2 separate regions of the Homo sapiens genome follow, and region 1 is linked to region 2. Evidence: read pairs that join two places in POLR2A ChIA-PET (ENCODE). Cell type or tissue: K562. All regions are shown on one strand. Links, peaks and the distances in the headings refer to the core of each region. The heading gives the core; the rest is flanking DNA.

The links. Peaks named below come from ENCODE experiments on the same cell type or tissue, not always from the same donor. Only the 100,000 strongest peaks of a DNase experiment are listed, where the experiment ranks them.
Region 1: POLR2A ChIA-PET joins it to region 2 with 6 read pairs; 1 of 35 experiments calls an interaction of 5 or more read pairs at or near these places.

The regions. Positions count from the first base shown.
Region 1 is chr1:38,449,616-38,454,986 of GRCh38, reverse strand. All of the region lies in intron 2 of LOC105378657 (a long non-coding RNA gene), which reads left to right. Among named protein-coding and RNA genes, the nearest start is that of LINC01685, 23 kb to the left of the region's middle. RefSeq lists an enhancer at 1,939-2,440. In K562, for the core only: no CTCF peak of the experiment used is centred there; DNase peaks (open chromatin) are centred at 616 and 3,226; H3K27me3 peaks cover 3,674 bases.
Region 2 is chr1:37,762,248-37,767,579 of GRCh38, reverse strand. It overlaps EPHA10 (EPH receptor A10), which reads left to right and starts at 2,460. Exons shown (of 17, transcript NM_001099439.2): 1 at 2,460-2,619; 2 at 4,731-4,795. The coding sequence starts at 2,514. It overlaps LOC105378650 (a long non-coding RNA gene), which reads left to right and starts at 264. Exons shown (of 3, transcript XR_947192.2): 1 at 264-384; 2 at 899-1,089; 3 at 1,687-1,851. In K562, for the core only: a CTCF peak has its summit at 1,363 (motif pointing right); DNase peaks (open chromatin) are centred at 1,369, 2,359 and 3,079; H3K27me3 peaks cover 3,156 bases.

The DNA.
Region 1 (5,371 bases), core at 249-5,248, 690 kb before region 2:
ACTCCTTTAGTGCAGATCCTGGGGTAAGAGGAAAGTTGCAAGAGGTCAGCCAGAGGGCACATTGCTCATATCAGGAGACCATGGAGGGTGGACGTCCCAGTAGAAACTTCCCAGTGAGAGAGCCAGCATTTGAAGGCCTGTCACATTAAGAGCATTAATGCTAACCAGCATTGGCCAAGAGAGGACTGTAGGACTAGTTAAAGATAAGACTCACTCTTTCCTTATAATCCCTACTTCTCTTGCCTCTATTCTAGAGTAGCCAAGAACAGCAGTGGGATGAGGATAAAAAAGGGAAAAGCAAGGAAAGAGTAGGCCACACCCCCTTCTCTATGTCCAGTAAGCCACACCCCCTTCTCTATGTCCAGTAGGCCACACTCCCTTCTCTGTCAGTAGGCGACACCCCGTTCTCTATGTCCCGTAGGCCACATCCTCTTCTCTATGTCAGTAGGCCACATCCCTTTCTCCTTGTCCAGTAGACCACATCCCTTTCTCCTTGTCCAATAGACCACATCCCTTTCTCCTTGTCCAATAGGCCACGCCCCCTTTCCTTGTCCAGTAGGCCATGCCCCCTTCTCCTTGTCCAGTAGGCCATGCCCTCTTCTCCTGGTCCAGTAGGCCACGCCTCCTTCTCCTGGTCCAGTAGGCCACACCCCCTTCTCAGCCCCAGGGATGAGTCCTGAGCCTGGCAAAGTGAAGTGGCTTTGAATCATATGCAAGACAGAAGTTTCAATTTGGGCAATTTTTATTTGGATACTTTGGCCTTTTTAATACATGGAAGTAAGTTTTAACTACCTCAACAGAGAACATTCTCATGACTGCAAGTGAGAAGAAAGCTCTGAGTTCTCCCCAAGATGGCATGGCGGGGCAGGGAGGAGCATGTTTGAAGGCAGTGGTTGTTTCCCATTTATAAGCCATCAAGCTCAGACCATGCAACATGCAGTTTTCATAACGAATTCTCTGGTTCAGTCTGCCACCATAGATGTCTTTGGTTTAGCACTGGAAATGAAAAGGTGAAAAACACTAGATTCGCACCTTATGCTGAGCAAATATTGTCTTGAGGATGCAGACCACATTTTCTTGGCCCCCAGTCAACCTTCCCTGCTCCTCGGGGTTGGAAGCCTGTGTTCTGGCTCTCATGTCCATCATGTGCCATCCCTATCCCAGCACTTCCCTGTTGGATTGAACCCGCGTGTCTGCTCTGTCCTCCTCTGGACAGCGTGTCTCCAAATCATCCCCATCACAGCACTTCCTTGGTGGATTGCACTTGTGTGTCTGCTCTGTCCTACTCTGGACACTGTGCCTCCAAAAGCAGAGGCTGTATCTGTAATGCTCGGTCTACAGTAGCCCTCGACGCATGCAGTTGATGAATATGTGTCTGCCGCTGATCTTACCTTCTTCTTGGTCTAGAGTTGGGGACCTCTGTTTTCTCATCTGTAAAATGGTGTATCCGGCTGGCTGATTTTAAGGGCCCTTCTAGGTCCAGAAACCTTGGACTAACAGCATGGGGTTCTCTGGTCATTCCCACCCTGGGAAACATTCTGACAACCAGTTGTTTGCTGAGTGTTCAGGGCTGGATTATCTTGAGGGAAAGGCCTGAGACAGTAGCAAGGACAACTCACCTTTGTGCCGGCCACATATTGTGAAATCTGTTTTGTCTTGGAATACAGCAGGGCATATGCTGGGTCACCGTAGAGGGACTGGCAGATGGAGAAGGGCAAGGAGGGAGAACCTGAGTAGCCACCCCTCCCCTTCACCCTGCCTGATACACTCTGCAGGTGGAAGAGAGGGCTATGGCAGCTGTCAAAGTCTCAGCCTCTGATCTGAATTAACCTGGGACCACAGTCCCTGGGAGACAGAGTAGCGTGGTAAAAACAAGCTGGACTCGGCCGGGCGCGGTGGCTCACGCCTGTGATCACAGCACTTTGGGAGGCCGAGGTGAGTGATCACAAGGTCAGGAGTTCGAGAAGAGCCTGGCCAATATGGTGAAACCCCGTCTCTACTAAAAATACAAAAATTATCCAGCGTGGTGGCGGGCGCCTGTAGTCCCAGCTACTTGGAGGCTGAGACAGAATTGCTTGAACCCAGTAGGCGGAGGTTGCAGTGAGCCAAGATCGCACCATTGCACCCAGCCTTGGTAACAGAGAGAGACTCCATCTCAAAAAACAATAACAAAGCAACACGCACAAAAAAACAAGCTGGACTCCAGTCTAAGAGTTTTGTGGTAGTAGATAGGACTCCAGAAAAACAAACAAACAAAAAAAACCCCGAAAGCCGAGGGAGCAGGGCATCAGCTCAGCCAGAAACTGGGAAACAAAGTCAAGGTCTGACTAACATGGCGATGTTGGTGCTGCATCACAAAGAATTCCATCTAGCCAAGAATTGGCTAGAGTTGAAGTTCCTCCTCCCTGAGGTCAGGATGAGACCTCCTAAAGGGGGGCAGAGATGCCGAGGGCACACTGAGGGTTAGCAGGGTCCTAAAAGTACATGGAAGGATCAGGAATCAGGCTTGACAACCCCCAGCCCCACCCGCTTTCCAGACTTCCCTGTGCTCCTTGTGCGTGCTTCACTTGTAAAGGGGAAGCACTGTGATTTGTATGTTTTGCCCACAGAAGTACAGAGCTCATGTCATACAAGGGGAATAGGCAGTGATTGCCGTAGCATTGGATCTGAAATTTTTCCAGGATGTAGGGGTTGCTTGCTCAGTGAGTCTGTAAGGGCTTCATGAAGTCAGGGAGGGGCCAGATAGAGGGTTTTCGTGAGCCTCTAAACCACTGGATCCCCCTATCCTCTCTCTAATCCTCTCTACACACACTCTCTCTCACACAAATATACCAATCTTCTTGATAGAAACACACTGAATTTGTAGGATTACATATGGAATTTATAGGAAATTTTAGATGTAATTTATATAATTACAGTCATGGAAGCTGATCATTTCAGAGTGCAAGGACCTCCTGTCTCCTCTCCTTGCACACAGTCAGGATATTTACAACCAGCACCGTCTCTAGGGCCCCTGCCTGGGGGAGGGGAGCATTTCACCATGAATAGAGGAGTGTGTGGATTGGCATGGGAGAGCTCTCAGCCTGAAAGGATGGAGGATGACTAGGGAGGAGAGGGAAGGGTGAAAGAGTAGAGCTGCCATTCCCACCTCAGCTGTCAACTTGGGACTGTGTGACTCTCTTGAAGTGTGACTTTGCAGAGAAATTCAGACCCCCGCCAGCGGGACAGCTGGCTCCAGTCCTTCCCACACAGTGATGACTCAGGCAGGCTGGCCTCTCTGGAGGCAGCTTTTTCATAGCTTGCTAAAAGAATGTTGTGTCCTAGTCTGATTTCTTTGGGGTCTAACCAAGGTCCTCTTAGGAATGCACCAGTGATTCTAATTCAGGTTTCCTTGGGGTGTCTCTGTTTATCCTGGTGACAGGAGGTGGCTGTTTCAGCAAAAAAAAAAAAAAAAAAAAAAAAAATCCCAGTGACTAGGCTGGGCCAGCACATGGGAGAAATATTCTACTTTCCAACAAAAGGAGCCTCTGAAGCATCTTAGTGCTTTTAAATTATAGAATTAAGCAAATTTATGGCAGAAAAATAAACATTAAACTTAGCTTTATTTTTGGTCTGTTTTGTTTGCAAGGAATAACCCCTGTCAAACCATCAGAAAGAAGCACGGGGAGCATTGGAAGGAGACCCTCAGCGGTACCTGGGGATTCAAAAGTAGGGCTCTCCTAGGGACCCGTGGCTGACAGCTCAGCTTCCCTGAGGCCGGAGCTGCAGGGAGTTTTAAGTTGAAGGGAGATCTGGGGGCCTCAGAGGCAGCTGTCCGTGGGCCTTCTCTACTGTACTATTGTGGCCCAGGGTTGTGGCTTGAATTGTGTTTCCAGAAAGATATGTTGAAGTCCTTACTCTCAGTACCTATGAATATCAACTTATTCAGACATAGGGTCTTGGCAGAGTTAATCAATCTAAAATGAGGTCATACTGCATTTGCGTGGCCCCTAAATCCTATCACTGGTGTCCTTATATGAAAAGACACAGAGGGAAGATGGTCACATGAGGCTGGAGGCAGGTAATGGAATGATGCTGTCACAAGCCAAGGAACACCAAGCATTGCCAGCAGACTCCAGAGGCCAGGAGGCAAGGAAAGCGTCTTCCCTAGGGCCTTCAGAGGGAGCACAGCCCCACTGCACCTTGGTTTTGAACTTCCAGCCTCCAGAACTATGAGAGAAGATGTTTGTCTTGTTCTAAGGCACCCAATGTGTGCTCATGTGTCCTGGCTGCCCCAGGAAGTGAACACACCCAGCTGTGCACCATGTTCCTGCTAGCAATGGCAGCCTCTCTCTTTGTTTCTTGTTCAAATTCTTTTTTTTTCTTTTCCCCCAAGATGGAATTTCACTCTGCCACCTAGGCCAGAGTGTAGTGGCACGATCTCGGCTCACTGCAGCCTCTGCCTCCTGGGTTCTAGCAATTCTCCTGCCTCAGCCTCCCAAGTAGCTGGGACTACAGGTGCCCACCACCATGCCCAGCTAATTTTGTGTATTTTTAATAGAGACAGGGTTTCACCGTGTTAGCCAGGATGGTCTTGAACTCCTGATTTCACGTGATTGGCTGGCCTCAGCCTCTCAAAGTGCTGGGATTACAGGCGTGAGCCACCACGCCCAGCCCTGTTCAAATTCTTGATACAGAGGGGATCTGGTCCTGGTCATCTTTTGTGGCTGACCTGTGGACCAGCTGCCCTTGATGGTTCAGGGGCTGCCTTAGGCCAATTGGCTGTAACGGAATGTGGTGGGGTCACTTGGCACAAAGCAAGACTTCTTGAGCTCAAAAGGCCGGCAGAGGTCAAGCATCCTAAACATGTCCAGCAGACCCAGGCACCTTGGTCCGGGCCCACTGGGAGGTTTTGTGGAGCTGTGATCCTCCTGTAGAGTTCTTTCATATTCTTCCCTTTCCCCTCTCCACGCATCCACCTAGCTCCTACTTTTGACTGCTAATGAATGGCTAAAGAAAAAAAGTAGGTCCTTTTTTTTTTTTCTTTTTTTAAATGGACGTTCTGTAGAAAGTACAGGCACTTAAGTCCTGGATTAAGATTCACGAGTCCTGAGTTGAAAGCTAGGTTTTTGTTACTTACCAGCTATGTGACCATGACACTGGGCAGACCTTTTCACTTCTCTGAGCTTCGGATCCCTAGCTGTGAAATGGAGCCAATGTCACTGGCCTGCTAAGAATGTGATCAAATAAGAAAATGGATGTGAATATTCTTTGATCTTGTTAAAGCTCCAAGTCCACAGGGAATGCTTTAGGCAAGAAGCCGCCCCCCAGTTAGGGTGGGCTCCATGCAGAAGCTGGGCTGTGGAAACTGAGGGGCAGGCTCAGGGACAGA
Region 2 (5,332 bases), core at 333-5,332:
CTGGGAGGAACCTAACCCCTTCCATTAGTTAACTGGCCCCCAGCACTTAAAGGTCGAGATAAACAATGGGTTGGTTTCCTTCTAAGGCCCTCCGGAATTTCTTTACTGAGCTTTCAGTTCTGCGGCTTCCTGGTAGAGTGGGGTCCGCCTTAGAGCAACTCTTATTAACATCCAGCTGATTTGCATATATCTGCATTCACTGGGGCTTCTCCATTCTGGTTTTATTGTAAATGAATTGCTCAGAGGAAGAAAGGGAAGGATTATTTCACTCCTTTTTTTTCCTCTTCTTTCCCCCTATTCCTAGGGTCTCTGTCTGGAAATTTCCCCCAGATGCGTGAAGGTGTGTGTGGTGGAAGAGGGTAGAAACCAGACTCCAACAGTCAGGTATTTGCCAGAGCATCCTATGTAGATTTCCCCAGATAATTTCCCCCATCTGTTTGGTTTCTGAAAGATCCTTGTCAGGTTCAGAGGAAGTCTGTATTTTGTTTTAGCACCGAGGGTCAGAACCTCTGGGCTGAAGTCCCTGGAGCTTCAGTAAGAAGCCATGATTGGTGCCTTAGAGCCTGCTAAGGGGATGGAACCCGGTTTTAAAGAGGAGTGAGGGGTGGTGGAGTGAGGACTCATTTTGAAATGAAAGGAGTCCTGGGTCTCTAAGCAGCTTCTAAAAATACCATCTCCCAGAGGTGGAGGCAGGGGGAGGGGAGAAATCGAGCGTGAGGAGAATGAAGATGGAAAGGAGGTGGCAGTGTGAGAACCCTTCCTCAGGTAGGTCTGGTTTTAGAAGTCCCGCCTGCATCCAAGGACTGGAGGGATGCCACACCTCCTTCTGCTTCCTCAGGGGGCTTGTCTCCTGTGGTGTCCAAGCCACAGCCTCTCCTGATGACCTTTCTTTCTGCAGGTAAAGAAGACCAATTCCTCCCACCTACTCCTCCTATTGCTACTGTCCAGCAAGTATGTCTGAGTGGGCACGTGTGCATTTACTCGCACATATACACAAGCACACACGCAGAAATGGCACATGAAAGCGGGTTGTAAATGGCCAGTGATCTACGATGCCAGGAATCCTCCTTACACTCGGCGTTCAAAGAGGTATGGACTCTGGCAGAGACAGCGTGGTTCACCAGGGCATCCGCAGCACAGAGCATGGCGCCCAGTGAGGGCTGGGTAGAGGGGTGAGGGATACATATATGCAAAAGCACAGACACTCAGACCGCAGGGGCCAAGTAGTCACAGGACTCACACTCACTCTCGAGGTTTCTCAGGCTATATTCGCTTCCAAATAGAGAGGGGGTGGGTCCCCCAAGAAAAGAGCTCGGAAAAGCCACGAGGTGGGTGGAGCTTTCTCCCCTCAAGTTCAGCCCAGATGGTGGCGCTCAGTAGCCGCCTCCCTCGTCCTGGAGGGCCCCAACCCTTCCCACCACCAAAGTGTTAAACCCTCAGCTTGCACATAAATGACCTTCACTAGACAGAGGTCTTGTTCCACGTTTTCTTGCGGCTTCTTCAGCGCCGGCTGAACTCTGCCAGGATTGCTCCGCCTCTCTCGCAGATGTCTCCGATTCCTGGCCTCTGTGCTGTTCACCAGTCCCCTGGGGTGGGCGGAGTGGGGTGATCAAAGAGGGGAACCCCCGACTCTGAGCAGACTGAGGGCATGGGTGGTTGTGAGGTGTGCTGCTTGTATCTTGACAGCAGGAGCAAGAACCTGAGGAACCGATCGTTCATGCAAAACCGCCACCGCCCCCATCCCAGCGTCCACATGGTTTCCCAGCCTCGGAAGCGCGTTGGTAGGGCAGGACCCCGTCCCTCACTTTGCTCTCCTTTCCCGAGCAGCTCCCGGGATCGTTCGGCCCCTCCTTCCTGCCGCTGTGTGTGTGTGTGTGTGTGTGTGTGTGTGTGTGTGTGTGTGTGTGTGATGAGGGCGGGAAGAGAAAGGGGGGGATGAGCTAGGAGACACCGGGAGCCTCAGACACAGGAACAGACCTAGGGCAGGGAGACAGGAGAGCTCCCCAGAGCTTGGGGTCAGGACATAAAGCTTCAAAACCCCGCAAGTCCTGGGAACAAGGGAGCTTTCAGACTAGCTCAGAGGCTGCAAGTGTTGCTGCCTCCCCGAGGGTCGCCCCTCCTTAAGCCAAGCCCACCTTGCCTGCCTACTTCTCAGGAATGAGGAGCTAAGGTTTAGCGCTCTGGGCCACCGATGCCAGCTCATTCCCCTCTCGCAGAAGCCCTGCCAGCTCCCACAGCTGCCCCACCCCCCACGGTTTGGAGATCTGCAGGACCCCTTCCTTTCCCCACCAGTTGGGTGTTCCGCCCCTGGCCTATGAAACTCCACCTTCCCACCCTCTGCTGGCGGGGATTGGTTGGCATCCCGCGGCGGTGCCTAGTGATTGGTTCCCATGGATGATGGTGAGCGGTGAGACTCCGCCCCCCGCTGGCTCTGGGGTCTGGGGGCATTGCTCAGCGGTGCTAGGCTGGCGCGGCTTGAGCCGCCGCCGGACTGACAGCTCGGTCTGCGGACCATGGAGACCTGCGCCGGTCCACACCCGCTGCGCCTCTTCCTCTGCCGGATGCAGCTCTGTCTCGCGCTGCTTTTGGGACCCTGGCGGCCTGGGACCGCCGAGGAAGGTGAGAAGACTGGTGAGCTCTGCTCGGAGCGTGGCATACCAAAAGATAGGGGGCTGGCGATGGGGGTTCTGGGGGAAGGAGTCATTGGAGAGACTAGAGTCTGTATTGGGGCTTGAAGCAAGCAGGCAGCAAAGAACTGGAGAGACAGAGAAAAATGTGATCAAGCAGTAGCGAAGAGAGGGGCGCTGAGGAGCTTGGGGGCTGGAGACCCGGGAGGTTGGGAAAGAAAGAGGCCAGGAACCGCGGGAGCCAGAGGCGGCGGTCCAGCGGCCGGTGAGACGGACAAGCTGAGTGATTGGAGGTGGGAGGTGCGGGGGCGGGGAGATGAAGAGTGGAGACAGGGAGATGCGGAGGTGAGCTCGGAATATGGGGAGACGGGATGGAGCCCGGACTACAGGGGCTAGGAGACCACAGTGTGGCCAACAGAAGGTGGAATGCTGGTCGAGGGGGCTGGATCCGGGCGCTGCCCGACGTGCTGATCATGGAACTGTCCGCAGTGCTGAATTCTGAGCGTAGTCTGCCGGGCGCGCTCCGCGTTGCCGGGTTTGAGGCTGTCGGCGATACTGGAGCCCGCGTCTTGCCTCTGATTGTGCATTTAGGGGAGCTATACGCTCAGTTGAATCCAGAGGCGTCATATCTAGGTGCAGAATCCGGAGGAGCTGGAATCTGAGGCGTTGACCGCGGGGTTGGTCTGGGCCCTGGATGGCTGATGCCTTCCAGTTCGCGATTCCGATGTGCTGTCAGTTGCGCGGATCTCGGAAAGCCGTCGGCGGTCCTGCCCACAGTCGCTGACGCCTCTGGAGAGGCCCTCACCTTGGTGGCCCACCCCCTGGTTTAAGCTCCAGAGGGTAATCTCCCAAGACTCCGGGGTGTCCTGACCTCCTGTCTCTGGTCTGCGGACTCTGCTGTCCAAACCATTTTCTGTGATCCATGCTGAGAGGTTGCAGGCTGCTGATCCGATGCCTCCTGGGGGAATAAAGGGACTTCAAGCTTCTCTGGTAGGAAGGGTCATAGATGTATACATAAAAGAACCCCAGACATTCTTTCAAAAGCAGTGGAAGTGACAGCCCCTGGGAAAAGGGCTGGCTGAGGAGAAGAGAGATTTTATTTCTCCAGTTGTTAGCAGTATCTCTCCACATTGTTTTCTCAGAGGCCCGGGAGTCAGTCTAAAAATGTTCAAGTCTTCATGCCTGGGGACCACCGACCTCAGAAAAGCCCCTGAGTAGGAGTGGATTGGGGGGTATATACAGGAATCCCCTGATACATTCACTACTCACTTTCTCTCTCTCTCTCTCTCTAATTGACTCTTAGCTATAATTTTGGGAACCTAAGAAGGCTGGGGAGAGTCACTGACTCCCACCCCCAATCTGAGAGCCAACCTTAGAGTATTTGCCATGGACCCTGTAGAAGGCTGAATGATGACCCCCACCCCCAATATGTCAATGTCCTAATCCCTAGAACCGTGAATGTTAGCTTAATTGACAAAAAGGACTTTGCATATGTGATTAGTGATCTTTTGAGATGGAGAGGTTGTTTTAGATTATCTGGATGGGCCCAATAATCACAATGGTCCTTGTATGAGGGGTGCAGGAGGAGCCAGAGTCAGAGGAGGAGGCAGTGTGATGACTGAGGCAGAGATTAAAGTGATGTGATTTGAAGATGGAGGAGGGGACCACAAGCTAGGGACTACAGGCGGCCACCAGACGCTGAAGATGGTAAGGACATGAGTTCTCCCCTCAGAGCCTCCAAAAGAAAACAGTCCTGCTGACACCTTGACTCTAGACCAGTGAAAGTGGCTTTGGGCTTCTGACCTCCAGAACTGTAACAGAAAAATATTGTGTTGTTTTAAGCCACTAAATTTGTGGTAATATGTTACAGCAGCCCCAGGAACTGAATACAAGCTCCTTCCCTACTGACTGTGGCTACCTCTCTCTGGATTTGAGCTATTCACACCCCTCCTGGGGATGTATGGAGTGGGAAAAACTTGCCCATATCATTTGTCACATATTGCATTCTCTCAGCAAATTTACAGGGACTTCACCAAAGGATTCCACTCTCTTGCTAAACTGACCTTCTCGATTTCTGATATTTCTGTCTTCCCCTCTCCTTAGTTATCCTCCTGGATTCCAAAGCCTCCCAGGCCGAGCTGGGCTGGACTGCACTGCCAAGTAATGGGGTAAGTGCACAAGTGTCCCTCCCTGTCCCAGGGATCCTCTGGTGGTCCAGGACACAGTCTCCTCAGCTCCTCATGTTTACATCAGACAAAAGTGCTCCTCAGAGTGTGTGGTCTCCAGCAGCCCTGGCTTCAAGCCAGAGTGGCCTGTTAGAAAACATTGAGTCTTCAGCCAGTTAGACAGTCAAAAAAAAAAAAAAAAGTGAATAAGTGAGGAGAGAACTGGCTGTCTAGGAACAGAAATGTGGCATCTGGATGGAGCTAATACAGGACAGTGGCTTGCACATAGTAGTAGATCCTCCAAGCAATGTTGTTGATTGATTGACACAGCAAGCAAGACTGGGAGTCCTAAAAGAGGCTTGGAGACTTGGGGTAGGGGAGGATGATGTGGGCTGTAACAGCAGCTTGGTGGAGTGCAAAGGGCACTGGTCAGAGAGTCAGGAAACTACAGGCACCATTCCTAGCTCCACCACTAACTTGATGTGCATACCTGGTCAGATCGCTCTCCCTCTGGAGCCTCAGTTTCCCCATCTATAAAAA